2 separate regions of the Homo sapiens genome follow, and region 2 is linked to region 1. The links are chromatin loops, found by intact Hi-C in ENCODE. Cell type or tissue: heart right ventricle. All regions are shown on one strand. Links, peaks and the distances in the headings refer to the core of each region. The heading gives the core; the rest is flanking DNA.

The links. A loop is a pair of places that touch in the nucleus more often than their neighbours do. Peaks named below come from ENCODE experiments on the same cell type or tissue, not always from the same donor. Only the 100,000 strongest peaks of a DNase experiment are listed, where the experiment ranks them.
Region 2: it touches region 1 in a loop (2.2-fold over the local background); 16 of 110 quality-filtered maps call a loop at or near these places.

Annotation. Positions count from the first base shown.
Region 1 is chr2:237,409,020-237,411,930 of GRCh38, reverse strand. All of the region lies in intron 1 of COL6A3 (collagen type VI alpha 3 chain), which reads left to right. Among named protein-coding and RNA genes, the nearest start is that of COL6A3, 3.7 kb to the left of the region's middle. In heart right ventricle, for the core only: CTCF peaks have their summits at 1,513 and 1,714 (motif pointing right); no DNase peak of the experiment used is centred there; H3K4me3 peaks cover 2,500 bases; H3K27ac peaks cover 2,500 bases.
Region 2 is chr2:237,321,503-237,324,413 of GRCh38, reverse strand. It overlaps COL6A3 (collagen type VI alpha 3 chain), which reads left to right. Exons shown (of 44, transcript NM_004369.4): 44 at 1-396. Among named protein-coding and RNA genes, the nearest start is that of COL6A3, 91 kb to the left of the region's middle. In heart right ventricle, for the core only: a CTCF peak has its summit at 1,652 (motif pointing right); DNase peaks (open chromatin) are centred at 1,333, 1,613 and 2,463; H3K27ac peaks cover 2,143 bases.

The DNA.
Region 1 (2,911 bases), core at 312-2,811:
CACCTTTCTGGGAGGTGGCTGGGGAAGCCTCTAGAATGTTAGCCCTTGGCCCCGCTCTTTCCCTGCTTGGCAGGGAGCGTGTTCCACCCCACTATAGTTGTGGCCCACAGGTGAGGGGACATGTGGCAAATGTCCAAACCTGGGGTCTGAATGATATTTTTGATACGAGGTAGGCACCTTTCTGAAAAATTGTCTTTACTTCACACTTCATTTTATTTCTAAAGCATTCAGGACTCAGCAAATTGCACTGACTTTATCATCAGTGCCTTTTGTGATTTCCTATCCTAGAACTTAATACGTCCCCGATGAGAAAGTAGGAAGAAGCTCCTCTCTTCAGTCGATTGTTGATTTATGGTTCCAATGAGGCTGCTCATCCTGACCTTAGTTTCAGGAACGGAACCCATAGACCTGGATGCCTAAAGCCAGCTTGAAACAAGACCGCCTTCTTTGGAAGCTTTGGAAGCTGGCAGTGACTTTTTGCCAGCGAGGTTTCATTTGTTTCCTTGCTCAGAGTGTTCAGACAACTGGATCAAGCGTAGTCTTCACCAGCGGTTGATATCACCTCCCACTTATATGTGAAATTCCATGTTTAGGACTTAAAATTCACCGGCAAGTCGTGAATACTATTGCGTGACACTTCCTTGCAGGCGCAGTAACAGCTTTAGCAAAAATTTTTATTTGAAAGTTCAGTTTTGTCACTGCTCTTTTTGGAAGAAGCTGAAAATCTGCTATCTCTTGGGGGAAGGATTGCAGGCGGTTTCCATCTGACAGGGATGTTGTGTACCAGGCAGCTTTTCCACCCTGACTTACGGGAGCAAACTTTTCATGGTGTCCTGGCTGCAGCAAGCAGGCAGTAAAAAACACATCACTGCTACATAAATAGCTGACGATTTGAGGAGGGACCTGACATTTAAAGAAAATCCTATTAGCTCTAGCTAAGAAAATGAAAGCCGCAAACCCTCCAAATTTTAAAGTGGGGGAGCTTTAAAGTTTCCTACTAATTCAGACAGCCATGAACTAGACAAGAATGGTTATCTTCATTCTCCCGTTTCTAGATACAGCTTCTCTGTTTCCACTGTAAAACTTCAGTGGAATTCAGTGTAAAAATTCAGTGCAAAGAAAGGACAATCCTATTCTTTAAATAAAACATGTTGCTTGCCCCCTCTAATGTGTGGTCATGAATGTCTTATTTCCAGGGAGTATTCCACAGGTCCTGATTTTGCAGAGATATTCCCTTCAACAATTCACTTTGTTAATTTTGAAAAATATAATTTTTAATACATTCTGGTCTTATAGTCCATTTTGGGAAAGAGATGAAATTTTGAGGGCTGGGCACTGTGGCTCATCTCTGTAATCCCAGCACTTTGGGAGGCTGAGGTGGGCGGATCGCTTGAGCCCAGGAGTTTGAGACAAGCCTGGGCAACATAGGGAGACCTTGTCTCTACAAAAGCGTTTTAAAAAATTAACCAGGCATGGTGGCATGTGCCTGTAATCTCAGCTACGAGGCTGAGTTGGGAGGATCACTTGAGCCTGGGAGGTTGAGGCTGCAGTGAGCCGTGACTATGCCACTGCACTTCAGCGCCTGGGCGACAGAACCAGACCCTGTTTCAGAAAAAAAAAAAAAAAAAAAGAAAAGAAATTTTGAGTTAGCACGTTCATCCTGGTCTGTTTTTGAAAAGGCAGTTTGGTTTTCTTTCCTCTAGAGGGAGGTGTATCTCTGCGAGCTTCAGAAAAATCTCTGAAGTGGTGCCTGGAGTCTCCCAGGGTGGAGTTTCAGGGTTTGTAGTAACTCAGTGATGACCATCTCAGCAGAGCTTGCGGGCAGTTTTAGGACTGATATTTCAATACATGATTGTCATTATTATATTTATTGTGGCTGTTCATAATAACGGAAGTGTACATACGTTAGAGCTTTGTTTTTCTTCTCTGCTCAGGTGTAAGTGTATTGAGATGAAATTGTGCCATCAAAGGAGGCATCTTTGTTCCCAAACAATTGCATTACAAGGGTATTCAGCAAATAAGACATTTTATAGGAAGCATTTTACCCATATCTAATTACAGAGGTTTAAATGAACAGTCGGGTGCTTGAGAACCAAAGTAGGTTTGCATATTCATGCCATTGCGTATCCCTGTAGAATTACCGGATTTTAGAACTGTAAGGGTGCTCGTGACATGTCCTTTGATACTTTCCCCTAATAATGGACAATGGGTTTTAACATACTTTTAAAAATTCACACAAGCTATGATTATGAATGTCTCGTCTTGAATATTTATTAATACAAATATATATTACTGACTCTCAGATTTATGTCTGTTCGCTTGAGATAACCAGCATTAAGACTCTGAGGGAGACAATTCTAGCTCAGAGCAAAACAAACAAACAAACAAACAAACAAAAAAAACAAAAACCTAACCCTTTGGTTGGTCTTTGTGTTCTCATGTTTACTTAAGTTTAACAAGACCTATTGTGCATCATGGCCTTGAGCCCTGAGGTTCAGGGAGGGGATATATCCCTAATGCTAAATGACGAGTTGATGGGTCCAGCACACCAACATGGCACATGTATACATATGTAACAAACCTGCATGTTGTGCACATGTACCCTAAAACTTAAAGTATAATAATAATAAAATAATAAAAAAAGAGAATACATTCTTGGGGAATATTAAAAAAATGACTAAGACATAGCCCCCTCTCTTCTGGTTGGCAAACATATAATTTCTGTTTGGCTAATTGAAATATCAAAAAAACTACTACCTTGGTGGATGGTTTCTCCACGCCCTTTATGCTTCAGATGAAGAAAGAGAGCTCAGAGAGGTATGCCCAGTGACAGGGCCACAGAGCTAGTAGCAGAATTGTCTGATGTTTCCAATATGCAGACATCTTGGAATCTGGACATTTCAAGGGGGAC
Region 2 (2,911 bases), core at 245-2,744, 87 kb after region 1:
ACTCTATATACTTTTGCTTGGTTCATTTTTTTTCCCTTTTAGTTAAGCATGACTTTAGATGGGAAGCCTGTGTATCGTGGAGAAACAAGAGACCAACTTTTTCATTCCCTGCCCCCAATTTCCCAGACTAGATTTCAAGCTAATTTTCTTTTTCTGAAGCCTCTAACAAATGATCTAGTTCAGAAGGAAGCAAAATCCCTTAATCTATGTGCACCGTTGGGACCAATGCCTTAATTAAAGAATTTAAAAAAGTTGTAATAGAGAATATTTTTGGCATTCCTCTAATGTTGTGTGTTTTTTTTTTGTGTGTGCTGGAGGGAGGGGATTTAATTTTAATTTTAAAATGTTTAGGAAATTTATACAAAGAAACTTTTTAATAAAGTATATTGAAAGTTTCCTGGGTGTGACGTTCTTGGCAGTCTTGTTTCCATAGCAGCGATTGTCAGAATCACCCCTAGGCTGGGGAAACTGGGTTTGGTTCTGGCCCCATGGAGCTGTGCAACAGCCTTTCGTTTCCAGTGGAGGAGGCAAAAGAGCTTTATCAGCCAGTGTGCAAAGAGACCGGCTGGAGACAAGCATCCCCCGCTTTGTGGATTCAGCCCCACATGCTCCAGTGCTCCATGGCCGAGCGGAAGGTGTTCCTGCTGTTGGGTCCCGGCAGTGTTTCTGATTTTCAGAGTCAGGCTGGCTTCTATCTTTTCCTCTGACTCTTGGTTGGCCCTCAGAGCCTCAGCCTCCTCCTGTCTTCCTCTCCACAGTGATCCTTTCCCAGGGGGTTGATTTGCTTCCTCTCACAATGGCTGAGAGATTCAGTGTTGCCCCACGACCCCCAACCCCTTTTCTGGAGTCTCAAAGCACAAGGTCTTTCATTTTTTTGTTTTTCTTAAAGACTGTTTTTTTCTCTCTTCAGAAATAATACAAGAAACCAACAAATACATATTCAGGTGGCACTTGAGTTCCACTTACAAAGGAAACAACTTATTGGATAAAATACATATGTCCTGACAAGTGCTGAGGGTAGAATTACAGGAATCTTGGGTGTCAGCAGAAATGTTTTATGTAAAATCGGGATGAATTTGCCAGTTGGTCTATTGGGAAAGGAGAGAGGAGTGTGGCCCTCTTCAGAAGCGCCACTTAGTCCCCACAAGGTCGCCATGACCTCCTCCCCAGTCCTCTTCTATCTCGGCAGCTACCATGGGGTGCTCAGGTCAGTGTGCTCTGAGCTGTGACCCTTGGTGACCAACCCTGGGATCTGCCAGGCACCCAACACCAGCCTCTTGCAGGAACTTGCGGAGCAGAGAGCTGTGGGCCCAGCTCCCATAGCGGTGGGCTGAGTGCTCCACTTCCCAAGGGATCCCTGCCCCCGCCACCCCCATTGACTTGATCTGCTATGGACCTAAAATGAGCATCACAATCTGGTTTTACTTTTTGGGTTCCTCCGGAAGCAGCCCTTAGGACTAAGGATATGGGTGTGAGTAGTTTATTTGGGAGGTGAAGGAAGTCACTGAGTGGCTGAGAAGTGGGGAGTGAGACAAGCAAAGGGAGAGCACTGTTAAGAGGTGTATAGTCAGCGTCCACTGTGGGTGCCCAGAGCCCAATCCCTCGGGGAAACCCTGGGAGGTGCACCTGTGGCACTGCACCTCGTAGGCCAGCAGAGGGCTGAAGGAGTTTGGGTAGTCATACACCTGTTTCCACGGGTCACTGAGGCATTCATGCTCTGGTCCTCTTGGCTTGCAGGCACACTGGCAAAGGGGCCTTCTGTAGTGTAAGAAAATGTTCTTGGCAAAGACCTGCAGATACTCCCATGTGGAACTTGGGGGAGTAGTCAGGCCCAAGGTACAGGAGTAGGACACCAATATTTGTAACATACCTAGATGGTCTGCTCAAGGTGTGTTACAATAGACTGGGGCAGGGCCCATCACTAGGAGACTCACTTCCAAGGGCTCCAGAACCCTCTCTCCCTTTCCACCTCCTGTTGCCAGCATGCCCATCCCTGCCATTCTTGGTTCACTCTATCTATGCATTGCTTCTCTGTGTGTGTCCCTTGGCTGCTCAAGGTTGCTGGGACAATCACACCCACCATCTCACCTGACTCAGGAGAAGCAGGAAGTGATGTAAGTCCAGGTGAGTGGCTGGTTAAGCTGTGTGTGCTGCTAACTTAGGGTAAGGCAAGGTGCTCAGGTGGTGGATGGGCAGTTTCTCCCATTTATTCCCACAGAGCAAATAAAACAAAATCCTTTGTTACATTGTCTGTCCTAACTTAGGGTTCAGCAAAACATGATCTGAGCTGCAGGATTCCTGACCCCTTGACAGCTCGTGGATTTCTCTTCCCAAGACATTCTTCTGCCAGACTATGCCAAGGACTCTGTGTCCTTTCTTGAACCCTGACATGTCCCTGACCCTCATATCCACTCAGCTCTCTCTGGGGAAGCCTCCAGCCTGGCCCGTGGAAGGTGGCCTGCCAATAAAGAAAACCTGTTTTGGATTTTGTGACTAAGAAATAAACTTCTATTGAAGTAAGAGACTGAGGTCTTGGGCTGTTCTAGCAGCTGGTGTGACCGTAACGAACACAGCGCACCTTTATCCAGAAGCCTTTGTGGGTCAGGTGCTGTACTAGGTGTTTCACACACATCTTAGGTGGTGCCGTTCAGTAGCGGTCATTGTTCCAGTTTTAAAGATGATGAAACAGAGGGTCAGAGTGGTCCTTTTCACCCAGCTATGTTCTAATGGAGGATCTGGGCAAGTTATGGTGACCCAGAAGCCCTCTCAGAGTTCCAAGGTTGGCTCCTGTGGGACGCTCACTGCCATTCTCTAGATGTTTCTGGCTCTTTCTCTGGAAGTCAGATCTAAGCCATGTGTCTTTTCCCAGAACAAAGCATGCCCTCCACATGACCCTCCCCAAGACCTTCCG